5 separate regions of the Homo sapiens genome follow, and regions 2, 3, 4 and 5 are each linked to region 1. Evidence: chromatin contacts called from ENCODE Hi-C or POLR2A ChIA-PET data. All regions are on one chromosome and are shown on one strand. The core of a region is the stretch at or near the end of the contact, and the rest is flanking DNA. Distances in the headings are between cores, read along the strand shown.

What was found. A loop is a pair of places that touch in the nucleus more often than their neighbours do. ChIA-PET counts read pairs that join two places held with the same protein, here RNA polymerase II (POLR2A). Pooled maps may share reads with other maps.
Region 2: a map of PC-9 shows a loop between it and region 1 (14-fold over the local background). The contact joins two enhancer-like sites. A Hi-C loop is called at or near these places in 1 of 168 maps with a recorded cell type or tissue (PC-9) and 8 of 50 pooled maps. POLR2A ChIA-PET finds 5 or more read pairs at or near these places in 2 of 52 experiments (PC-9 and naive thymus-derived CD4-positive, alpha-beta T cell).
Region 3: a map of posterior vena cava shows a loop between it and region 1 (7-fold over the local background). The contact joins the promoter of LINC02408 here to the enhancer-like site in region 1. A Hi-C loop is called at or near these places in 6 of 168 maps with a recorded cell type or tissue (Right ventricle myocardium inferior, gastrocnemius medialis, naive thymus-derived CD4-positive, alpha-beta T cell and 2 more), 1 of 37 single-sample maps with no recorded cell type and 12 of 50 pooled maps. POLR2A ChIA-PET finds 5 or more read pairs at or near these places in 1 of 52 experiments (PC-9).
Region 4: a loop to region 1 is called in a pooled map, with 3 times the contacts of the local background. The contact joins two enhancer-like sites. A Hi-C loop is called at or near these places in 1 of 168 maps with a recorded cell type or tissue (heart left ventricle), 1 of 37 single-sample maps with no recorded cell type and 6 of 50 pooled maps. POLR2A ChIA-PET finds 5 or more read pairs at or near these places in 1 of 52 experiments (H1).
Region 5: a loop to region 1 is called in a map of naive thymus-derived CD4-positive, alpha-beta T cell, with 6 times the contacts of the local background. The contact joins two enhancer-like sites. A Hi-C loop is called at or near these places in 1 of 168 maps with a recorded cell type or tissue (naive thymus-derived CD4-positive, alpha-beta T cell) and 5 of 50 pooled maps. POLR2A ChIA-PET finds 5 or more read pairs at or near these places in 1 of 52 experiments (H1).

Annotation. Positions count from the first base shown.
Region 1 is chr12:67,940,869-67,945,859 of GRCh38, reverse strand. The region is part of intron 2 of LINC01479 (long intergenic non-protein coding RNA 1479); the gene reads right to left. Among named protein-coding and RNA genes, the nearest start is that of LINC01479, 14 kb to the right of the region's middle. Within about 2 kb of position 2,384, at least 2 of the 41 ENCODE cell types and tissues checked have a DNase peak (open chromatin) inside an H3K27ac peak, as active enhancers do; they include gastrocnemius medialis, where a contact is called at or near this core.
Region 2 is chr12:67,480,440-67,485,430 of GRCh38, reverse strand. It overlaps LOC105369812 (a long non-coding RNA gene), which reads right to left. Exons shown (of 5, transcript XR_001749186.2): 5 at 4,737-4,991. Among named protein-coding and RNA genes, the nearest start is that of LINC02408, 37 kb to the left of the region's middle. RefSeq lists enhancers at 577-756, 977-1,026, 1,587-1,636. Within about 2 kb of position 1,935, at least 10 of the 41 ENCODE cell types and tissues checked have a DNase peak (open chromatin) inside an H3K27ac peak, as active enhancers do.
Region 3 is chr12:67,517,010-67,522,000 of GRCh38, reverse strand. LINC02408 (long intergenic non-protein coding RNA 2408) reads right to left here and starts at 1,919. Exons shown (of 3, transcript NR_103861.1): 1 at 1,809-1,919. RefSeq lists an enhancer at 1,593-2,258.
Region 4 is chr12:67,552,926-67,557,916 of GRCh38, reverse strand. All of the region lies in intron 2 of LINC02408 (long intergenic non-protein coding RNA 2408), which reads right to left. Among named protein-coding and RNA genes, the nearest start is that of LINC02442, 35 kb to the left of the region's middle. RefSeq lists enhancers at 1,865-2,364, 2,365-2,866. Within about 2 kb of position 2,401, at least 4 of the 41 ENCODE cell types and tissues checked have a DNase peak (open chromatin) inside an H3K27ac peak, as active enhancers do.
Region 5 is chr12:67,576,744-67,581,734 of GRCh38, reverse strand. All of the region lies in intron 2 of LINC02442 (long intergenic non-protein coding RNA 2442), which reads left to right. Among named protein-coding and RNA genes, the nearest start is that of LINC02442, 11 kb to the left of the region's middle. Within about 2 kb of position 2,239, at least 3 of the 41 ENCODE cell types and tissues checked have a DNase peak (open chromatin) inside an H3K27ac peak, as active enhancers do.

The DNA.
Region 1 (4,991 bases), core at 1,135-3,634:
CATTTATTCAACTTTCATTTGTTCATCCAAAAATATTTTGCACAATGTACCGCACTGCACCACAGTAGGCACCTGGGCTCAGTGAGGTGAGATGGGATTTACAGGTTATGTTAAGAAGCTGGATTTTTGGCCGGGCGCGGTGGCTCACGCCTGTAATCCCAGCACTTTGGGAGGCCGAGGCAGGTGGATCACGAGGTCTGGAGTTTGAGACCATCCTGGCCAACATGGTGAAACCCCATCTCTACTAAAAATACAAAAAATGAGCTGGGTGTGATGGCACATGCCCGTAGTCCCAGCTACTCAGGAGGCTGAGGCAGGAGAATTGCTTGAACCCAGGAGGTGGAGGTTGCAGTAAGCCCAGATCGCGCCACTGCACTCCAGCCTAGTGACAGAGCGAGACTCCGTCTCACAAAAAAAAAAAAAAAGCTAGATTTTTTTTTCTGCAGGTAATGTGGAGGCATCAAAGAAACTCGATTATGGAAAGATCTTTATATTGCATATCTGCATGTTGATAAGACCACTCTGGGGACAATGTGGATAATGGGCTTGTAGGGGAAGTGACCAGTGACAGGCAGACAACTAGATCTCATGTGAGAGCGTATGTTGTGCTAGTTTATGTCTTTGAGGCTTTGTGCTACCCAGAATGCCCTTCCCATGCTCCTTCCTCAGCCCCTCCTCCTCCAGGAAGCCTTCCCACACTCGTTCACAAACTGTAAATCCAGTGGCATTACTCTGTGCTCCCAGAACTCTGTGCTTACCCCCATCTTAGCACTTACTAAAACATACCAAAATGAAGTAAAGTCTTCCTTGTATTTTCCACCAGATTTTAAGTAGTTTGAGGCCAGGACATACATCTTCTTCATTGTATCCCCAAAGCCCACTTCAGTGCACAGTGCATACTAGATGCTCAGTTAACATTTAATTAACAATTAAATAGGCTGGGCTAGTAGTCAAAGACTACACAGCGTGACTCCACCCATGAAAGTCATAGTTTAACAGAAGAAAAACAGACATGACAATATATTATTACAATGCAATGGGATGGTAGAAATCTATATAAATGTCTGTACAAATACAATAAAACATAATGGCTAACTGGGTAGGGGAGAAAAATAGGGAGAATGATGGTCCAGTGCCATGTCTGCACCCTGGAGCAGTGGAGCCCACTGGGACCTCTGGCCTCAGAATCAGGGCTAGTCTGTATAACATCATCTGTGGATTCCAACTCCAAGGAGCAAGTCACTCCTTATGTTTCAGTTAGTTTCAGTGGACCCGGAGCCTGCAAGGGTCTCAACTTGTAGGGTGTGAACCCCACTGTTGGCAAAGGGGCTGGACCACAGCAGGGAAAGACCGCTGCTTAATTGGCTGTGCCAGCGTCATGTTTACAGTTGAGGGCTCACTTGTCTGCATTCTTAAAAATCTGTTTTAGAATTCAGTCCTTTAGCATTGTTCATGTTCTCTGTATTTTCTCAAAAATGTATAACAGCACTTTCTTTTGTGATTCCCTCTGAACCCTTGGTTGGAATTTGCCTAGAATCAGCACCTTCAACTCATTTAAAATTGTCACGTGACTCACATTGTCTTCTAGTATTTTTGTTATATTTTGATTTTTAATTTAACGTGTTAATTACTATGTTTATTTTGCTTTGTTACTTTGGTTGATTTTTTTTTTGACAGCACGTACTGCAGATAGCAAATCATCAGCTTATTTTTAGAGCAATGCCAACTCAGTAATGACTCCATCCGAATAGATCCATTTAGTGGGAAAAACAAATTGATATAAAAAGATGCATAGACAGGGATGAAAGAACAGGAATTGCAAAGTGAGAAAGGCATTTTATAATTTATGACAATGAGAACTATCTTTTGTTTAAAAACATTTAAATTTGGATCTATCTTGGATTTCAAAATCATCAAAACATGTTTATTCTGCCCTTTCAAATACAAGTGGAAAAGAGAGAAACAAAATATGAATTGAGCCTTTGTTTGGACTGCCCCTGGTTCTCATTCCTTCTCTGCTTCAAGGTGGTCTTACCTTTCTTTCCATTTCTTGATATGAACACAGCCAAATAAATACATAAAAATAGAAGCCTTCATTGCTGATCTTGTCTCTTCTGTGATTCCAACCTATTCCCTCAATCACCTCCTTCCCTCTCTCCCTTGTTCTTCTCTTTCTCACTTCCTCTCTCTAATTAGTTGTTTTTCAGGCCAAACTGGGCATGGGTTTGCTTTAGTATCATTGGGATGAAATGGGTTGAAAAGAGAACTTGGAATAATGAGGGCTGTCTTGGGCTAAAGCATGACAATAACAGAGGCACACACTCCACTGTATTAAAATAGCACTTGGTTCCGATCTCGGTCACTAGGTGTCGCTAAGTAATCTAATTAAATACCTGGTTTATGACCAACAAATTTGAGTAGACATTGAGCTGAGTGAGGCAGAAATAAAAATTAAGGACATGTGGCCTACATAAAATCCCGTTATCCACAACAGCTATTTTAGAACAGCAGGATTAGTACCTGGAATATGAATTGGAAAGTTCATGAATTAAAAAGAACCTACGAAAGTGCTTAGCCTTTATTGGGGAAAATGAATAAATCCTTTCTATTTTATGTGCCCTTCCTTTTCTTCCTCTCCTATTAAATTGGACATCCTGCTGCCTGCATTTTCATGAGCATAACTGGATTTTATGTGGTCTAAATGTACTGGCTGGGCTGTTTGCATCTAATCCTTCCTCAGTTCATATATTTTCTTGTTAAACTTTTTTTAGAGCCTGTTTTAACCTGAACTACCTGAAAAGCAAGCTGGATGAACATAATGCCTATTCTTAGTGGAATATCTTTGAGTGAACTCCTACTCCTATGCATCCTTCAAGGCAGATCAAATGTTTTCTAGTCTGTCAAACGTGACCGCAGGCAGTTCTTTTTGCCTTGTTCCCAGAACACAGCTGCATCTTCTTCCATGTGCCATTTTTTTTGCCTTACATGGTAATTAATGGTTCATGTATCTGTCTTCGCCACATACTGTGAGCTCCCTAAGGACAGGGACAAGTTGAGGAAAGTGACTGCTCAACATTTGCTACTGTTGCTACTTATAGCTCTTCTAGTGGTGTAGCCTATAGTAAATTCAGCACACAATTACCAGTTTCCCTAAGCATTTCAGTAGAATCTTCTCATGTCATTTCAGCAGGAGTTAAACTGGTTGTGTGTGTTTTGTGGTTTATAATATTGTGTGCTTAGAAAGCAAAATTAAGGGCTCACTAAATTGATGTGGAAAGAGATTTTATGTTGTGTGTGTGTATGTGTTTGGATGGGGTCTTCAAATGTTTGTTAAAGGAGTTGTTTATTCATCCATTGCCAATCCTTTTAAAAACAGTTACACAGCAGAGAAGGGGGATTGTATTTAGAGGAGACGCTAAATCAACACCTAAATTAAGGGTAAGCTTTTAGGCAAATTACTGTGTTTTTCTTTCCTGAGAGAAATAACTGGAGATTAGGAAACATCTTTTCTTAAAGAGTTTAATGTACTTCCAAATTCAAACAAATATTTAAAATGTTACAGTAATTTCATCTAAATCTTCTGTGTGTGTCCATAATTTTCTAAAATAAGTGGTAAATCACTTTAGGAAACCTATAACAGAGTGAAAATCAGCACACATTATTCGGGTTTACTGTGTGCGTGATGCTTTGTTGAAGGAGGGAGGAGATAGAAACATGTCTGTCCCGCAAGAAGTTCACAATTGGTGTGGCCACGGATAAAACATGTAAATACAATTTGCTACTAGCCAGGAACCAAAAAGAAGACTTGAGTTCCACAAAGGACGATGAGATTTACAAGGAGTTTTCCCAGAGGCATGACGTTTGAACTAGCATTTTACCATCTTTGCAGACAGGAATCTTCATAGTTTCTACTTACTTTATGGTTTAGCTAAATTGAAGCACTAAAGGATTCACGCAATGTTTACCTAGAGTTTAAAAAACCTTGATTTTAACATTTTTATTAACGGATTGGGTGTATGTTTTAATCTAAATGATAAAGCTATTAGAGTAAATCAAGATGACTATTTTCTCTCATATTGACCTGTCCCTAACCTAAGCGGGTTTCAAACTTTGGCATACTTTGAAATTATCAATACACTTGTTAAAATACAGATTCCTCGCCAAACTTAAAGAATCTCAACCTCCTGGGATGGAGAGGCAATGTGCTTTTAAAAAGGGTTCCATGTGAATCTGGTTTAAAACCATTAAGCAATTGGATAAATCAGAGGTAAAATTTGGCCTCTATATATGCTATAGATTATGGATATGCTATAAGTTAGTAACACTATCTTCTGATCTACTAATGAATATTCCCCTTGAGGGGAGATAAGGAAAAGTTATTAAGCACTCTACTGTAATAGGTAATAAGTAATAAGTCGGCTGACCCCCTGCTCATAGCCAGCTTCCCTCAACCCCAGAAAGATCAATTTTTAAAACATGTTTCCTGCAAGACAACTATTTAAGTTATTTCCATTAAAATAAAAAGACATGGTGATTTTCTCACATGTCTGCTTTGAACTGGCTGCTGACAACTCAATTTCCGGGGAAGAAGGGAAGAGCTGGCTCTCTGGTACTGATAATCTCTTTCACCTTCATCCAGCACTCAGCTTCTTCCGGCATTCCTGTATCAGAAAGCAAACACGGGCAACTCTAAACCTTAACACTCACATGCCTCTTAGTTGGTGTCACTGAGTTCCCTTGAGCAGGCATTTGGAGGTGAGACAGCTCTTAAAAGTAATCAAATTGCATAAACCACTCCTTTTGCAAATGGACAGTGGGAATTTAGCCAAGCACAGAGGAGAAAACTTCTGACAAATGTGATCCTATAGCAGGGCTACTTAACTTATGCTTGAGGACAATGTTCGGTATGACCAAGATAAAGCTTGGTAGGACTAATTCCTGCTGACCAAAGAATTAAGAGAGCACCAGGACCTGAGATGAGTCAGTCTAAT
Region 2 (4,991 bases), core at 686-3,185, 460 kb after region 1:
TGGAGGCTGGTGAATATAGGATTATTCGAGGAATATGTTGGCAGAATTGCCAAGAAGGCAGCTATTGTAGACCCAAAGATTAACTACTTCAGGCAGTATGCAGATGAGAATTAGGACAATGACAGTTGAATAAACAAATATGAGTCATATAAAAGCTGAATTATATGGCATGATACAGTGGCCCGCGATCTTTTTTGGCACCAGGGACCAGTTTCATGGGAGACAGTTTTTCCACAGATCAAGGAGGTTGGTGGTTTTGGGGTAAAACTGTTCCACCTCAGATCATCAGGCCTTATTAGATTCTCAAAAGGAGCATGCAACCTAGATCCCTCACATGCATAGTTCACAACAGGGTTTGCATGCCTATGAGAATCTAATGCTGCTGCTGATCTGACAGGAAACTCAGGCAGTAATGCTTGCTCACCTGCTGCTCACTTCCTGCTGTATGGCCAGGTTTCTAACAGGCCATGGACCAGTACAGGTCTGTGGCCCGGGGGTTGGGGAGCCCTGATATAATAGAAATAGATCTCTCTCCCCCTGACATCAGCAAGTTGTATGCTTTCTAAGCATTATTCTCCTGCCTACTGAAAACTATATTTAGACTAAACCAAGAAAGATATTGCACTGAAGATCTCACAAAAAGCCTGAGTTACAAGTCTCAGAGGTAGAAGAAAGTAAATTTGCCAAACTAGGCTGTCTATTCCTCCACCAGAGACAGTACCATTGCAGGCCTGTGATGAAGGGGTGAAGACAAGTGTCCATGGTGCTGCAGTAGGCCCCAGAGTCCAGAGTCCTGGGTCCCTTGCACGGAAGACCCTTGTTAGCTTCCTTCATGTCTGCATGCATCAAAGGAAACTAGCATGGACCTCAGGCACCTCACAAGATGGGCTGTGTCTTTTCATGGGGACTATAGATATGTGAAAGCATTCAGGAGGACATAAAACATGTTCTCTAAGAGGGAGCCTTTGTATTCAGCTCCCTGTGGTCAGGGACTGCATTTTTGGAGCCAAGCTCCAAAAATATTTGAACAGTCAAACCACTCCAGTGTACTAAAGAGAAATGAGAAAAGGTAGTTTCTGCTCTGGGTGAAGAGTCATTGAGAAAGTTCTTCCTCCCTACCTTGGTTCCTATACATCTTAGTCCCATCAGATTTTGCTGATAAGCCTTACTTGACACATGTGGGAAACATTTTCACTAGAGGTTAAAGGAAGCTGGTTTGGGACTGAAGCAAACGGCTATGCAAGGTCATACTGAGTTCAGCTCAGAGTCTCACATCTCAAATATTCTTTCCACACCCTTCTTCTGGGGCAGTGGCCTCTACTGAACCTGAAGGTGTAACTTCTCTCGGGTGACATGGAGTGCATGCCCGGCAATGCCTCAAGAGCTGCAGGGCAGGGTGATACAGCCCCAGGGAGTGGCTACCTTCACTAAGAAGCAGGTTTCTAAAACCAGCATTTCAGGATCCTCCAGGCATCCCTTTGGCCTGCTCACCTCCAGCTTCTGTGTCCTATAGCACAGTATTTACTGACAGGGAGAGCCCTTCTGCCAGCCAAACCTGCACAGTGCCCCAAGCACAGGGCAAGTGGGTGACCAAGGGCTATGTTACAGGCCCCTTTCCAGCAGCCAAAGGACACGCATCCCAAATTTGATGGGGTTTTTGCCCTTGGTACCCATAGACTTTCAATTTTCTGGAGTAGCTCCACCTTTTGTTATGGTTTGGTAAACAAAAGGCAGTCATCAGGAAGCCACTAATACAAATGTCACCATGCACATCACCCTGCCGAAAACCAACAGCAGCCTGTTCAAATGCTACAGGATATTGAGAAAATGATGAGGAGGCACTGAAGACAAAAAAGCCAAGCTTCTCCTCTTCCTGGTCATGCTGCAGACAGCTTACTGGCTTGGCAGCCCTCCAACTCTGCTTCCTTTTCTAGAAGCTCTAGGTACCCAGGCTGCAAAGCTGTGCTGCCTGCCTGCTCATTCCGAGCACGTTTGCACTCTGCTTTGAAGGGGCCAGCCATAAATAAAGCACAGGCTGGGGATTCCTGGGCAGGCTTGCATAATCACAGCCCTTCCTTTGAAAGGGGGAACCATATTCTGATATGTGCCTGTGGCTGGTGGTTTAACTTTAAATCTGTCACCGGTAGCTGGTCAAAAGGTTTTATTCTCTGTAGCCCCCAAGTTTGGCAGACAGGCCTTTTCAAAATGGAAATATCTCCCTGATCCACTGATAGGCAGTTTGGAGACGGTGTGCTGATGCCAATTAAAGCACACTGTGGTGTTCTATTCCTCTTGCCTTGGTGCAGGCTACATCCTCTGCCCCAAGGAACATCCACCCATCCTCAAGGCCAAGTCCAACTCTCTCTCTAAGATTCAGATCAGATCCCTTCACTGAACGAATATAGATAGATTAAGCACTCCCTTTGTGAGCCTGAGAGATGTGCTCTGTGCCATCATTGAACTATCAGTCTGCCAGGGAAGATGACAAAAGTGATATGTGTACAGCCTACAGATGTATCTGCTATGGCAGTAACTTCATCTGAGTAGGAGTTAGAAGGTGACAGAAGAATTTCACTTCTCCCCAAATCCTTCCTGGCTTTCCCTGGGCACTATGATTGCTCCCTTCTTGTGTTTTGTCAAAGGCACATATCCCATCTGCTCACTGTGTGATATTTCTACACGTTGCCTGCCTCCCATCCCTCTCACCCTTGCCATTTTATTAAGAGGTCTTCAAGGTCATGGACTGTCCTATGAATCAATTATCTGGCAAATGTTCAATAATTGAAATAAATAAATCTCTGAAAATTTTTTTGCTCTGAAAAGCAACTGTTGTCTACCTAACACCAAGTGATCAATAGGCTTTTAAAAATCTCTGAGTAATCTCAGAAGTGACAGTGTATTTGACTATATGGAACAGGATCCACGTGGATCCACGTGGATGAGCAGATCCACGTGATGAGCAGGTGAGCAAAAGCAACATTGGTAGTTAATGCAAGGATGAGTTAATGGAGGCAGTGGGGTGAGGGAAACAGGGCAGGGTGTCTTCACAGCCACTGAATCAGAGGTTAAAACAGCCAGCAGCAAGGGCTAGGGCACAGGCAAATATCAGGGCAGGTTTCACCCTAGTGTTTCTGAATTATTTGCATCCAAATGATGAGGCAGTTTACTGAAATTGTGTGGAAGTTATTTCAATGCCACAAAGATATTTAAAATTATATTAACTCATTTGTACAGAATGCTGAATACTACATCTTGATAGTAATTAGCAAACTCAATACAGTTATGACATGATCAGTTGCAAATAACCTAAAACATTCTCAAATGTTAATGTATAAATGAATTATCTAGGCATCTTGATAAAATTCAAATTCTGACTTAATAGTGGGTTGTGATTCTGTATTTCACCCAAGTTCCAAGGTTCCATTGGTCCATAGATCTCACTTTGAGTAGCCCCTACTAAAAGTGCAGGAGAAAAAGTTGTGATTTTGACAGAAGGCACTATTACTCTTCTTTTAAAATTGTATTTATTCATTAAATATTTTCAAACTGTGAAATTAATGGTCATTATGGTGAATTTGGGAACTGTAAAACATACCATGAAAAAATATTAAATCATCTTCAATCTCAACGTCCAGAGATAATCTGTATAAATATTTTGATGTGTTTCCTTCTAATCCCTTTTACTTTTGCATCTTACTCTCCACAATTTTTCTATCTTGATATTGTTTCTTTTTAAATTGTAGATGATTCACATGTTGTTATGTTATTTGAAAAATATGGTTTGTATCATGCCATACATTCAGTCCTCCAGAGCACAGCAGTTAAAGAACGAGTTCCTGCCCTTGTTTTTAGTGAAAGAAAGCAGTAAATATAAAATCAGGTAATAAATAAGATTGAATGGATAAAATTCTCATTTTGAAGGACTGTATAATTCTATTTTACAGCTGATTATAATAAAGTTAACCAATCTTTCCTTCAGACATTTAGATTCTTTCTTTTGTTCTTATATACACATGTATGTTTTAAATATGCAGACTATGTGAAAAATCCTTGCAGCCCGATTTTTGCATAGTCTTCTGATTATTTCCTTCAAATAAATGTCTGTAAGTGAAATTTCTGGGTCATAGGGTGTGTAAGCTTTTAATACATATCGTCAAATGGGACCCCAGAAATGTTGTACCCATTCATGCTCTTATCAGCAATCAGGAAGGAGCCTGAAAAGCTTCACCACATCTTCACCAGCATTGGTCATTATGTGTTTTTACATTTGTCAGGTTATTTTTGTTTACATTCCCTTTCTGCTTATGAGGTTAAGTATTTTCCTGTATATATAAGCCACTTGGTATTTTCCTTTGTGAAGTATCTGTTTCTTTTGCCCATGCTGCCTTGGGAGTGTTTTCCTCCTATTAATTTATAACTTTCCTATGGATTAAATATATTAACCATTTGTTATATATTTTGTAAGTAGTTTTCTACTTTGTTGTTTGTCTTTTAATTTTGTTTCTGTTTTTTAAAGTTCTACAGAGTTTTGAACTTTTAGGTAGGCCATAGCTATTGATCTTGTCCACTGTGAATTTGTCTTTTGTTTCTGTATTAGACATAGACTTCCCTGCAACCAGATGAGAATAATATGGATCTATGTTTCTTCCTAGTTTTGCTACATTATGCATATATGGAAAGGGTAGAAGGCAGGGTTGTAAGAAAATTCTCCTTTCCAGTGGTACAGTTTTCTAAAACTGGGTTGTGCTGCAGGTTTGCCCCCAGAAAACCAGGAACAGGAAAACACTGAAAGTTGACATATTTTTCAGGATAATAATATGAGTTTGAGAAGCCAGCTTTTTTTATTTTTTATTTTTCATTTTTATTTTTTTGATCCATTACATGCATACTTCTCCATAGGAAAGAGATGCTGGGGTCTTTCACCTATGCGTGGTATGTATGATAGACAGAATAATGATCCCTCCAAAGATGTCCAGAGGCTAATCCCTGAA
Region 3 (4,991 bases), core at 670-3,169, 420 kb after region 1:
CATTATTCCAGCTCTGCTACTTCAGTGGTGCTTTGAAATAAAATGAGAAGACAAATGTGAAATCCTTTGATAAAGTTAAAAATCATTCTATGTCTCCAAGAATCTCAAGAACTTCCCAAGTGTGTACACAAACTAAGTATATTGATTTTTTAAAAAATAAATGTATACACATTTATTATATTGATTTAAAATGTATGAGTTTAAACAAATCAATCAAACCAAAACATATGAAGTAGAGGTCTACAAATAATAATACATTTCAAAATACTGAAGTTATAAAGCCCACCAAGTTTCTTAAACACTGTTGAGTTTCCCTGCATTCTCCAGCCATTTGATTAATCTTTCAGTGCCTGTGGCAACTTAAAGAAAAATATTTGCCTTTCACGGTCAGTATCATCCCAGGATTTAACCTACTGTCTGCCTACAAGCTCTGGAGAATTAGAAACCAAGAATGAGACTGCATACCCATTACCCCTTACGACCGTGATGTCTTGAATCTAGTGACTCTTAACCTTGCATGATATCTTTTATATATTTAAGACTTCTATTTTTAGAATCATGATATTTATGTCTATTGAACTTAGAACTTATATTATTCTAAGAGTTCTTAGGTAATGATGATGACAGACATTCATTCACTTACTCCACAAAAATACTAGAGAGGCAACCTAAGGCAGTCATTCAGAGAATGGACTCTAGAGTCACTTAACAGTTTCTCCATCTATAAAATAGAGACAAACATAGGACTTACCTCCTAGGCTTGTTGCAAGGATTAAATGAATTAATATTCATAAAGCTTTCAGGATGGTGTCTGGCAACATGGTTAGTGCTCTAGGAGGGCTCACTACATAAGAGGAGATATTTAGTGGATGCCCACTGTGTACTTGATACTGTCCTAAGCACTGAAGATACTGTGGAAAACAAGACCCATACATGTGAAGGTGGGGACAGAAAATAGACAAGGAAATAAATGACATAATCCTAGAGTATTAAAGTATTAAACAAAGACATGCAACAGAGTGATTAGGAGCAGAGAGAGTTGGGGAAAAGCCTTTCTCTGAGAAGAGGCAATTTGAACACTGGGACCAGAGCACCCAAAAGCCACCAGGCATGTGAGGACTCAGTTAGAGGATTCCCAGCAGAGAAAACCACAAAAGCAAAGAGATACAGCCATGAAGCCAAAATAGCCCACTTGATCTCAGAAAATAAACCATCCAATTTAATGTGGGGAAGGCATATGAGTCAGACAGGCAAAGCCAAATTAAGCCATTCAGGAATCAGGCAAGGAACATATATCCAGGCGGGACCTCTTCACACTTGATGCCACAATGCAACGATACGTTTTAAATTCCAATGGAATTAATCTGCAAATTTTAATGGCAGGATTCAGGAGTAGGCCCCTTCTTTCACCGACTTACCCGTCTCCTCATTAATATTTCATATAATCTTCTTCATACTGTCTTGGAAGCAAGCAAGACAACAGACAGGGAATATTTCCCCCTATATGAAATGTTTTTGCTACATTATTTTGTCATACCAGGTGTCAACCACCTGGTCTACTGCCAAATCCACTGTACTATCTTAAAGGGTCCATCCTCATCAGGTTATTTTCATAAGCAAATAAATACATCATAAATGACAAATGCTAGGTTTTCTCTAAAGGAAAAAAAAAATCATTTATCTCTAGCCCTGGTCCCAGTCAGTATTTTGCCCACTTATTTTGTCTTATTTTGCCCACTTAGACCTGCTGCTTCAAGTCCTTTCTGCCATTGCTGAAGAAATGACATGAATTCAGACAAAGGAATTACCTGGTCCAATTGTGTCTATCTGAGACAGTCCTCAAATGCTAAGTTAACAGCCATCTAGGATCACACAGCTAAGGAAGGCTTCCCGCCGCTGCCTCCCCTGCCTTTCCTGCTGAGCCTGATGGATGAGCTTTTGTCTTTCTGGCATCCCAAGCCCTTCGCTTTGTTTCACTTTTGACAGCTATGCACCTTGCGGAGAAGCCAGCCAGGTTTGGAAACCAGTTTGGTCCTGACAGACCTGCACAGCGGGAACTCACCTATATATGCAGTGATCTGGGGCAGTGCCTGCCTGGGCACTAGAAAGTCAGACCAGGTTCCCAGAGAGCCCTAAAGGCAACCAGTCTAAACAGATACATCAATCTGCTCACTAAAGAATAAAGCTGGCTCTCCCAATATAATTACAGGCTGGCTGATTTATTATTCCAATCTTTAGTGCGTGGCAAGGTTAGTGTTATTTGTGCCAGTTTATGGTATTGGGCCAAAACATGAAATATCAAGTTAATATGATTGGTTCCAAGAATGGATTTGCACAGAGACAGCTCCTGCTTATGCCAATGTGTGTGCAGGGATTACACCACGTGACAAAGCCCTTTTGAGAAGAAAATGACAATTCTTCATATATTCAGAATGATTTAATAGCTGGCAAGCTACTGCCAATCACCTGGGCTACTGCCAGATCTACTGAAATATCTTAAAGGGTCCATCCTCATTAGGTTATTTTCATAAGCAAATAAATACACCATAAATGACAAACGCTAGGCTTTCTCTAAAGGGAAAAAACCAATCATTTATCTCTAACTCTGGTCTCAGTCAGTATAAACATGCTAAACCCCACATGGGAGAAGAACACTTTGTAAGAAGTTGTGGAAGGCCACGTGAGATCATGGTCCAAGGACACTGGCTTTGGAATGGCAGAGACCAGGATTCGAATCACAGCTCCTTCACCTGACAGCTCCATGTTCTTCATCACATTTCATAACCTCTACAAACCTCGGCTACCTCATCTGAGAAATGGGAATGATATGTTGTTACAGGGGGTAAGTGGCTCCAGCTCAGTTACCTGGTATAAGTGAGGCATTCAATAAATCAGTGTTTCTCAAAATGACAGGAGTGTGATGATAAGTCTTCTAGGTTTGGAAGTTCTCTGTGGAACATTATTACATTTCTGTTTACCTTTCAATCAATTTAAAAATTAATATAGCCATATTACGGATCAGCTGAAAGATCTATTTGGATTCAGTTTGGGAACTCAATTCATAATCTGTGTTTATGATTACAATTGGTACCAGATGGTACTACTTGAAGTGTCATGAGCTAGAGAAAATAGAAGGAAATCAGAGTTGATATAAAGGAAGTGTTTATGCCAAGTGAAAGCCCAGGATGCCTTCAGGTTGTGCACATAAATGTCCTAAGAGTTTAGAACAGAGAAAAGTGGTATAGGAACTGAGTGAGCTCACAGCACTGGTCCTACTGGCACCAAGAAGGCAACATATCTGCACCATAGCAATGAGCAACAGTTAAATTCACTAAACAATGCTTGTCACATTTCATCAATATATAATTGTGAATTTTATTGGTTTTGTTGCTTTTTTTTTTTTTTTTTTTTTTTGAGAAGGAGTCTCGCTGTTGCCAGGCTGGACTGCAGTGGCACGATCTCGGCTCACTGCAATCTTCACCTCCTGGGTTCAAGCGATTCTCCTGCCTCAGCCTCCCGAGTAGCTGGGTCTACAGGCACACACCACCACGCCCAGCTAATTTTTGTATTTTTAGCAGAGACGGGGTTTCACCATGTTGGCCAGGATCATCTTGATCTCTTGACCTCGTGATCCACCCACCTCAGCCTCCCTGTTGTCTTATTTTTAACATATAAAATTGTTTTGATGTTGTGGTTTGCAAGTAATAAAGCATTTGTTTTTAGGCCTTATAAAAAAGGAGAGACAGATGTAGATATATAACATATAGATGTACATCTTTATGTTATAAAGTACTTGTTTTAGGTCCTGTATATTTAAGTAAAGATAAAAACAATTTTTACCGGTAGATGTTCATGCAAATTTTTTTCTATAGAATGAGTTCATAGATTATTCAATTTTCAGAAACCCAGCAATAACTGGTCACTGTTAGTGTAATTATTATGAAGGAAAGGATATTCCTTAAGGAATAAATGGTCATATTATTTTGAGTGTAAAAGCAGGCTATAATATTTGCATATACATTATATACACTGTTGAAAAATTATGTCCAGAAAAAATGACAACAATATAAAGGAATATACTGAATAATAGTTGTTACACATGGGTGATAAAACTGAGTGGTTTTTTTTTGCTATTTTAACTTGGCTTTAACAGACACAAATTTTATAATTCTAAAACACATGTCTAGGGTGTAAGGAGAGTGAGAGTGTAACTTGCAACTGAACCAAGCCGATTCCAGACTCGCAACTGCTGGGCTGGGGAAGCCCTGACATCCTAGCACTCACATCTCCGCGGCCTCAGTCCCTGGTTTCAAAAGGCTCCTACCCTGAACACTTCAGATCCCAAAATACTCCCCTGGTACCTCCAACAGATGTGATTTATAAGGCAAGTTTCTGTCTTAAAACACTTTTCCGGGAACCCTGATTCTTGTTGGTACTGGGGAGTTCCAGGAACGCTCTGTGCGGCCGTGAAGGTGGTCACCTCTGTGGTCTTCCCCCTTGGCAGTTCTCCACGGCCACCCTTGGCAAACGGTGCAATGGGGCTCTGTTGGTTTTCTTGTCTCTCTAGCACAGCACCTTTTTTGGCCGCCTCTTCCTTTTTTCTGGCATTCTTCCCCAAGCCTTAGTCATGGCACCACGCCCGAGCCAGACCTTCTGTGGCTGGGCTTCCGATGTTGTCTGCCACCCCTCAATACTTTCCTTGGATGACGTGATGGGAAACACCTACCTGTGCCAGCTGCACTCTTTAAGTGACTAAGGCTAATCTGGTTGCACAAGACATATTACACACGTACACACACACATACATATTATACATTACATACACACACAGGCACACACATTTTAGTACTCAGCCTACCCTAAACCATATAAATCTGTATCTTTGGAGGTGAGCCCTGGCACTGGCATTTTTAAAAGTTCCCCAGGTGATTCTAATGTACAGCCAAGGCTGCGAACTGTCAGGTCAATCGCAGCATCCTGGAGGCCTGAGA
Region 4 (4,991 bases), core at 1,152-3,651, 390 kb after region 1:
GCAGCAAGGGTGACAGAGCAGTCAGAAATATCATACTCATACATTCTCTTCCATCAATAGAAATCTGAGGAATGGGAAATAGGAAGGCTCCTAATAAAGTCTTTGCAACGTTGAAAGCAAATAAATCTGAAAACAAATAATTTTTTTTGGAAAAAAAAAAATCACCAAAGCTGAACCATGAAGAGACAGAAAACAGACTGATAACTATGGGATAAATTGAGAAACTTACCAAAATCCTAAATTGCCTAAAAGTACCATGTTTCATAAGAGAAATCCTTAAAACTTTTGAGGAAAAATTAATTTCAATACTATTTAAACTTTCCAAGAGTGCATGGGGGAAAAAGGGGCTGTGAAAAGAAAGGCTTGTTCGGCAAAGTCAGCATAATATTTATACATAAATCTGACCTAAATAGAGTCTAAAAAGAAAAGACCAAGCTCATTTATGAATGTTGGCATTAAAATCTTAAGTGTGATTTTAGCAACTATAATTGGATAATATATTAAAGAGTATTACACCATAACCAAGTCAAGAGATTCTAGAATGCAAAAATGGTTCAAAGTTAATAAATATATTTATATAATTTATGTTTATGAGTCAAGTAACAAAATAATAAAAAGTTCAAGGCCCTACATGCTATAAAAGCATTTGACAAGATAAAAAATCTATTCCTGGCTGGGTGTGGTGGCTCACACCTATAATCCCAGCACTCTGGGAGGCCAAGGCAGGAGGATCACTTGAGGCCAGGAGTTTGAAACCAGCCTGAGCAACATAGTGAGACCCTGTCTTCACAAAAAATTGAAAAAATTAGACAGGCCTGGTGACCTATGCCTGTAGTTCTAGCTACTCAGGAAGCTGAGGTGGGAGAATCTCTTGAGCATGGGAGTTCCAGATTGCAATGAGCTGTGATTACACCACTGCACTCCAGCCTGGGTGACAGAGCAAGATCTTGTCTCTTAAAAATAAATTAATTAATTATATCCATAAAGGATATATATACTTGACTTTTTTGTTTTTTGAGATGGAGTCTTACTCTGTCGCCCAGGCTGGGGTGTAGTGGCGCAATCTCAGCTTACTGCAACCTCCACCTCCTGGGTTCAAGCAATTCTTTGCCTCAGCCTCCTGAGTAGAAACTATTCACTGGTATTACAGGCACCCACCACCACGCCTGGCTAATTTTCATATTTTTAGTAGAGATGGGGTTTCACCATCATGGCCACACTGGTCTTGAACTCCTGACCTCATGATCCACCTGCCTCGGCCTCCCAAAGTGCTGAGATTACAGGCATGAGCCACTGCACCCAGCCATACCTGACTTTTTAAGATACAAAATCTTAGTAAAGTAGGCATAAAGAACCTCATGCCTAATGATGAGATGGTAGAAAAATTCTCATTACCATTGGGAACATGACAAGGATACCCAGTATCTCCAGTATTACTCAGCTTTTCAGAAAATACTATCCAGTATAGAAATGGGAAATAAGTAGAAAAATTATTTTTCCCATGCCTAGAGAACTCAAAAGAATAAATGATGGGCTCACACCTGCAATTCCAGCACTCTGGGAGGCCAAGGTGGGAGGATCGTTTAAGGCCAGGAATTTGAGACCAGCCTGAGTAACACAGGGGGTCCCAATCTCTAAAAACAAACAAATTAAAATAAAGAATAAATGAAAAGAAGTATATTATTGGCAAAAAGAGAACTTAGTAAGCTTATCAAAAGTTTTTCTATATTTGCTGGCAACATGGCCGAATAGGAACAGCTCAGGTCTGCAGGTCCCAGCGAGATCGATACAGAAGGCAGGTGATTTCTGCATTTCCAAGAGAGGTAGCAAGTTCTTCTCATTGGGACTGGTTGGACAGTGGGTGCAGCCCATGGAGAGCGAGCCAAAGCAGGGTGGGGCATTGCCTCATCTGGGAAGCACAAGGGGTAGGGGGATTCCCCCCACCCCCAGCCAAGGGAAGCCCTGAGGGACTTTGCCATGAGGAATGGTGCACTCTGGCCCAGATACTGCGCTTTTCCCATGGTCTTCACAACCCGCAGACCAGGAGATTCCTTCCAGGGCCTATGCCACCAGGGCCCTGGGTTTCAAGCACAAAACTTGGCCGCCATATGGGCAGACACTGAGCTAGCTGCAGGAGTTTTTTTTTTTTTTTTTTTTTCATACCCTAGTGCCACCTGGAATGCCAGCAAGACAGAATCATTCTTTCCCCTGGAGAGGGGGCTGAAGCCAGGGAGCCAAGCGGTCTGGCTCAGTGGGTCCCACCCCCATGGAGACCAGCAAGCTAAGATTCACTGGCTTGAAATTCTGGCTGCCAGCACAGCAGTCTGAGGTCAACCTAGGACGCTAGAGTTTGCTGGGAGGAGGGGCGTCCGCCACTGAGGAGGCTTGAGCAGGCAGTTTTACCCTCACAGTGTAAACAAAGCCTCCAGGAAGTTCAAACTGGGTGGAGCCCATTGCAGCTCAGCAAGGCCACTGTGGCCAGACTGTCTCTCTAGATTCCTCCTCTCTGGGCAGGGCATCTCTGAAAAAAAGGCAGCAGCACCAGTCAGGGACTTACAGATAAAACCCCCATCTCCCTGGGACAGAGTACCTGGGGGAAGGGGCGGCTGTGGGTGCAGCTTCAGCAGACTTAAACGTCCCTGCCTGATGGCTAAGAAGAGAGCAGATCTCCCAGCACAGCGCTCAAGCTCTGCTAAGGGTCAGACTGACTCCTCAAGTGGTTCCCTGGCCCCCATGTATCCTGACTGGGAGACACCTCCCAGTATGGGCCGACAGACACCTCATACAGGAGAGCTCTCACTAGCACCTGGCAGGCACCCCTCTGGGATGAAGCTTCCAGAGGAAGGAACTGGCAGCAATCTTTGCTGTTCTGCAGCCTCTGCTGGTGATACCTAGGCAAACAGGGTCTGGAGTGGACCTCCAGCAAACTCCAGCAGACCTGCAGCAGAGGGGCCTGACTGTTAGAAGGAAAACTAACAAACAGAAAGGAATAGCATCAACATCAACAAAAGGGACATCCACTCAGAGGCCCTATCCGAAGGTCACCAACATCAAAGACCAAAGGTAGATAAATCCATGAAGATGGGGAGAAACCAGCGCAAAAATGCTGAAAATTCCAAAAACCAGAATGCCTCTTCTCCTCCAAAGAATCACAACTCCTCGCGAACAAGGGAACAAACCTGGATGGAGAATGAGTTTGACGAATTGACAGAAGTAGGCTTCAGAAGATGGGTAATAACAAACTCCTCTGAGCTAAAGGAGCATGTTATAACTCAATGCAAGGAAGCCAAGAACCTTGAAGAAAGGTTAGAGGAATTGCTGACTAGAATGACCAGTTTAGAGAAGAACATAAATGACCTGATGGAGCTGAAAAACACAGCACAAGAACTTTGTGAAGCATCCACAAGTATCAATAGCCGAATCGATCAAGCAGAAGAAAGGATATCAGAGATTGAAGATCAACTTAATGAAAGAAAGTAAAAAGACAAGATTAGAGAAAAAAAATGAAAAGAAACAAACAAAGCCTTCAAGAAATATGGGACTATGTGAAAAGACCAAATCTATGTTTGGTCTATGATTGGTGGAACTGAAAGTGACGGGAAGAATGGAACTGAGTTGGAAAACACTCTTCGGGATATTATCCAGGAGAACTTCCCCAACCCAGCAAGGCAGGCCAACATTCAAATTCAGGAAATACAGAGAACACCACAAAGACACTCCTTGAGAAGAACAACCCCAAGACACACAATCGTCAGATTCACCACGTTTGAAATGAAGCATAAAAGGTTAAGTGCAGCCAGAGAGAAAGGTTGGGTTACCCACAAAGGGAAGCCCATCAGAGCAACAGCAGATCTCTCAGCAAGAACTCTACAAGCCGGAAGAGAGTGGGGGCCAATATTCAACATTCATAAAGAAAAGAGTTTTCAACCCAGAATTTCATATCCAGCCAAACTAAGCTTCATAAGCAAAGGAAAAATAAAATCCTTTCCAGACAAGCAAATGCTGAGAGATTTTGTCACCACCCGCCCTGCTTTATAAGAGCTCCTGAAGGAAGCACTAAACATGGAAAGAAACAACCGGTACCAGCCACTGCGAAAACATACCACATTGTAAAGACCATCAACACTATGAAGAAACTGCATCAACTAACGGGCAAAACAGCTAGCATCATAACGACAGGATCAAATTGACACATAACAATATTAACCTTAAATGTAAACAGGCTAAATGCCCCAATTAAAAGATACAGACTTTTAATTGGATAAAGAATCAAGACCCATCAGTGTACTGTATTCAGGAGACCCACCTCACGTGCAAAGACACACATAGGCTCAAAAGAAAGGGATGGAGGAATATTTACCAAGCAAATGGAAAGCAAAAAAAAGGCAGGGGTTGCAATCCTAGTCTGTAATAAAACAGACTTTAAACCAACAAAGATCAAAAAAGACAAAGAAGGGCATTACATAATGGTAAAGGGATCAATGCAACAGGAAGAGCTAACTATCCTGAATATATATGCATCCAATACAGGAGCACCCAGATTCATAAAGCAAGTTCTTAGAGACCTACAAAGAGACTTAGATTCCCACACAATAATAGTGGGAGACTTTAACACCTCACAGTCAATATTAGACAGATCAATGAGACAGAACATTAACAAGGATATCCAGGACTTGAACTCAGCTCTGCACCAAGCAGAACTAATAGACAGCTTCAGAACTCTCCACCCCAAATCAACAGAATATACATTCTTCTCAGAATCACATCACACTTATTCTAAAACTGACCACATAATTGGAAGTAAAACACTCCTCAGCAAATGCAAAAGAACGGAAATCCTAACAGTCTCTCAGATCACAGTGCAATCAAGTTAGACCTCAGGATTAAGAAACTCACTTAAAACCACACAACTACATGGAAACTGAACAACCTGCTCCTGAATGACTACTGGGTAAATAACAAAATGAAGACAGAAATAAAGATGTTCTTTG
Region 5 (4,991 bases), core at 990-3,489, 360 kb after region 1:
AGCCCACAGGATGGTGGAAGCCACATAATCAGTGTTCATGATTACATGGCTCCATTCTGCCTCTAGGACATCCTTTTATGAGTAAATGCTTGGGAGGTTGTAGAATGAAATAAATTCTCCACATATGAGCCAGAGCTCAGGAAATTAAAGAGGAATGGAATCAAGGAAGGGAAAGGTCAGGAGGAGTAGTGGGAGAGGATATTGCAATCTGGGTTTTCAAAAGACATTTCAATTCAGATGAACTCATGGAAGGAATTAAATTTTAATCTTTAAAGCTTCATTGTGCAATTTCCTAAATGAAGGAGCAGTCTGATTGGTATATTTAGCATCCTCACAGAATAAACCTGCATGGGGGTTACACAACCTATCATAGGAACGAGGAGCTTCCATTTTCCATGTCTCTATGAGGTAGGGATTTGACCCTTATTGTCTCTAGTTTGAAAATATTAAGTCACTGTTTAATAAACTAGCTCCTACTCCAGATTCTTGAAAGGCAGCCCTGTTTCTGTTAGTTATTAAGGATGCAAAGCTCTACAAATCCTTTCCTCATCAAATTCACTCTTGTAATATAAACAGATTAATTTTCAAAATAATCAATTTCAGTATGTTGTTTCCACAGCTTCATGACCAATAGAAAAAGACTAACCTCTTTCCCTGATATTAGACAGTCAACCCACCCTCACAATCATGTTCCACTGCTCCACACACAGGTATACTATGCAATCTACACAGAACCTCACAGCCTGCCATGCACACACTCATGTCTACACCCGCTCATACTACTCAGGAACACCCACCGTTTCTCTACGCCTACTTATTCATTTATTATTTGGACAAATATTTATGGTGTACCTACTCAGTTTCAAAAACTTTAATAGGTTCTGGGGATTCAAAGGTGAACAAGATAAACATAGTCCCTCCTTCAGGAGCTTTAAGCTCTAGTTTTGATAAGTGCTACACAGAAGTACATTTATGATGACACGTAAAGGTGGCATGTTACCTAATCCAGTGGGTCATGGAAGCCTTCTCTGAGGGAATTACTTTTAATCTGAGATATAAAAAATTAAGAGGATTGATCCAAGCATTAGAGCATTCTATGAAGAAAGAACCACAGGTGTAGAGCCCTAAGGCACGTCCAGATCCTACCCACCCTGCAAGACTCAGCTCAGTTTTCAACTTCTCATCAAGTTTTTCCCAACCTCTGGAGTCTATGTTGAAGAACTGCTTACTCTTCTGAACTCACTGACACTCTGACTCTGTACCATTTTCTTAAGCTCTTAGTCACCATTGTTCTTATCACCATCCCACCTTTTATCTTTATCTTGCCTAGACTGTATCAGGACAGAACCATGCTCTGTGTCTTGCAATCTTCATGAACATCTAACTCCTAGTAAAAGTGTCTTACAATCTTCATGAACATCTAGCTCCTAGTAAAAGCTCAATAAATATAAATTAAATGCATGTATGCATGACTGAATGTATGAATGAATAAATGGTCTTGGTCAATTCAAGTTCCATGCATGGCCATTCAGTAAGTCTCAACAGAGGCATCACAGCAGTACAGAAGATATTGTATTCTTGATATTTTTAAAAGATTATTGGCCGTGCATCTCATTAAATAAACCATAACCCCCAAATCACCCCCCTGCCCCACCCCCCCAAAAAAACATGAGGATGGATGAGTGGTCAGAAAAAGCTGTCTCTATTCATGGTGCTGTGAGAAGATCCTTTTCTACCTAATAGTTGTTAGGTTATATAAATTGGTCTCAAGAAAATCTCTAACTAGAATGTGCTGGATTCTGTTGGATATGATATGTTCTTAGTGAAAGAGAAACCACCTTAACTATCTCCAGGCAGAAGAATCCTTCAATAGAAGCCTGCTGAAGGATGTGTGGATAGGCCTGTGGACTCTCATGATAGCTAACCTCTTCCACCAACCAAAATAGAGAATTGACACCACCCGCCAGTTTGCAGTAAATTCTCATCCTGCTCCTGGGCCTGCAAACATTTTCACTGCTATGGCTTCCTACCTCCTCCACCTTTGTTCCTCAACCTCCTTGGAACCAACCTGCCAACTTCAGGCCAGGTGGTATCATCTTTCCCTCAAGAAAATTTTAAAATGGAACACACTCAATTTCTGTTTCCTACATCAAAAACCACCTCAATGAGTTTTTAGTTGATACTTATATTTGAAAGCTGGATGTGGTTGGGAGAAAATGTAAACCACAGAGAGGCAGCTGACTCAGAGAGGGCACAGGAGAAACTAAATTATTAACACCTTAGTTCCTGTTCTCTGAATTTTCCCATCCTCTGGATTTTAGATGAAGTGCCAGAATGGGAAGCATTTTAGTGATAGGTTCTTTGCTGTGAGTGCCAAACCAGAAGATATCCAAGCAGGCCTGGAATGAAGAGAGGCCCAAGGATAAACAGGAGCTCAGTTCAGTTCAATGTGTATTTATGAGCTCCTGCTAAGTTGCATACTCTGCACTGGGCACTAGAAATACAAAAATAAATAAAATATTGTCCCTGATTTAAAGGAGCTTGTGATCCAGTAGGGGATTCAGACGTGTCAACATGTGATTATTGTGCAATGTGGTAAGTGCAGTGAGAAACAGGAAATATGAAAGAGGAAAACATCACCCATCTCAGGAAGGATAGAAAAGTAGGTTGGTCTAGAGGGTTGAAAATGATTCTGAAATGATCGTACTAACATCATAACGATAGGTCACACTGCCACATAGCAACATAAAAAGTCTACATAAAAAGAGATCATGTGTTTTGGGGAAATAATTACTTAATTTCTCACCCAGTGGATCAAATGAGGAATTCCATGGCCCAAATGAAGCCAGAGTAATATGAAATGTAATTATTTTAATCGCTCAAAATTGGCAATGCACACAGCTCTCTGCTTAGACCCTGAAATTTGACTAAAGCCTTTATGAATTGCTTATGGAAAGGTTTACCAACCTCAGCACTAATGACATTTTTGGACTAGATAAGTTTTGTTGTGTGAATGTCCTGTGTATTGTAGGATGTTTAGTCTTTACCCATTAATGCCAGTGGCATCCACCATCTCCCAATTGGGACCAACTAAAATGTCTCAAATTGCTAAATGTCTCTTGGGGGGTGAAATCAATGCTAGTTGAGAACCACAAGTGAGGAAGTTTGTAGAAATGAACCCAATCATGTCTATTTAGTTCAAGATAATCAGTTCCTATCTAAGGCTGTGTTTAATAACCCAAACCCAGGAACTTGCCATCATCATTGTAGTTAAGCCTTTTCTTAGACAATTTCTACTTGAGACAGTGATAGCTGTGGCAGAAATTTCTAATTTCCTCCATTATACATTCTACTTCTCTCAGTCAACCTGGAAAAAGAACTCTCGATTTTTAGCTGGCCATCCGGAATAGACATTTCCTGGTCTTGCTGATGAGCTATAAGCAGAATTGGTGTGCACAGTTTCTAGGAATTTCCTTAAAGGGAAGGAATGTGTTCTTCTTCTTCAATTTCTTCCTTTTTCCACTTGATGTAGATGTAATTGCTGGAGCTCCAGCAGCCATACTTGATTATGAGGTGACATTGGGAACTGAAGCCACGAATTTCAGTTCAACAGATAGAAAAGGCTGACACTGGGCAGGGCCTTACCAACCCTGAAATCCTGAATTGCTACCTCCAGACTATCACGTAAGATATTATTTTTTGTACTGTTATTGTCTCTGTTACTTTTAGCTGCACCCTGCACCTGACATTAATCAATACAATTGCCTAAAGTGGACATTTATTATATTTCCAAAAGTCTCTGGACCACAATCTTCAACACATTAGGAAGCTTGGTCAGCTGTTCTACTAGAACCTTTACAGAAAACCCCATCCTCTTCTCTTCTCTTTTCTTCTCTTACAGTACACAGCACAGGATATTGGTTATTTCAACAATAACCCTCCTACCACCTCTCACTCTGCTACTCTGGCCAGTCAGTTACACTAGATAGACTGTTACCACCGCTTACTAAAAGTTGACATCTCCTTGAACCCATCAGACACAAAAATGAAATGAGAATACCTATTACTTGCAGAGTTGCAAGAAAAAGTATACTCTCCACTATTTCTGGTAGAAATGTGACATGTTGCTGTCTTTTTAAGAGCAATTTAATAATAGCAACAGAATTGAAAAATATACCATTCCTCCCAACTATCAACTTCCAAGAAGTAAAATCAATACTAATGAAAGATATATGTGTAGGGTTATTTATTGCATTTTTCCACAGACAGGGAATAATATTTCTTATAAGACAAATAGAGAAGTATATTTGAGATCTATCAACATATAGTTGGTATTTAAAACTATGGGGTTGGATGAAATCATCTAGGAAATGAGTTGTGAAAGAAGAGAGAAGAGATTTGAGGACTGAGCCTGGAGTATTCCAACATTTAAGAGTTAGGAAGATAAAAAAGATTCAGCCCAAGAAAATGAGAAGTAGTAACCAGTGAGATAGGTGGAAAACAAGGAGGGAGGTTTCCTTGCAGCCAAAAGAAGAGAGAGTTTCAAGAAGGATAAAGTGATCAACTATGCCAACTGCTACCAAGAGGTTGAGTAAGATGACGATGAAGAAGGAATCATTTGACATGGCAACATGGAAATCGATGAAGACACTGGCAAAAGCAGTATCAGTGGATTGGTGGGGACAACAGCTCAACAGGAGTGGGTTCAAGAAAGAATGGAAAGTGAGGAAGTGAAGAAGGTGGGTATAGATAACTCTGCATTTTTGCTAAAAGGGAAAGGATCAGTGGGTTACCAGGAAGTATTTTGTTTAGATGCAAAGCAATGTAGCATGTTTTTAGAGCAATGATATAGCAGAAGGGTAAATAGGTGATTCAAGAGAAGCAATAATTGCAGAGTCAAGTCAATAAGTAGATAACCTCATAAAGGGGTGAGCCTCAGACCGGAGCCAGGACAGCACACCTGCTATGACACAAGGGAAGGCACAATATAT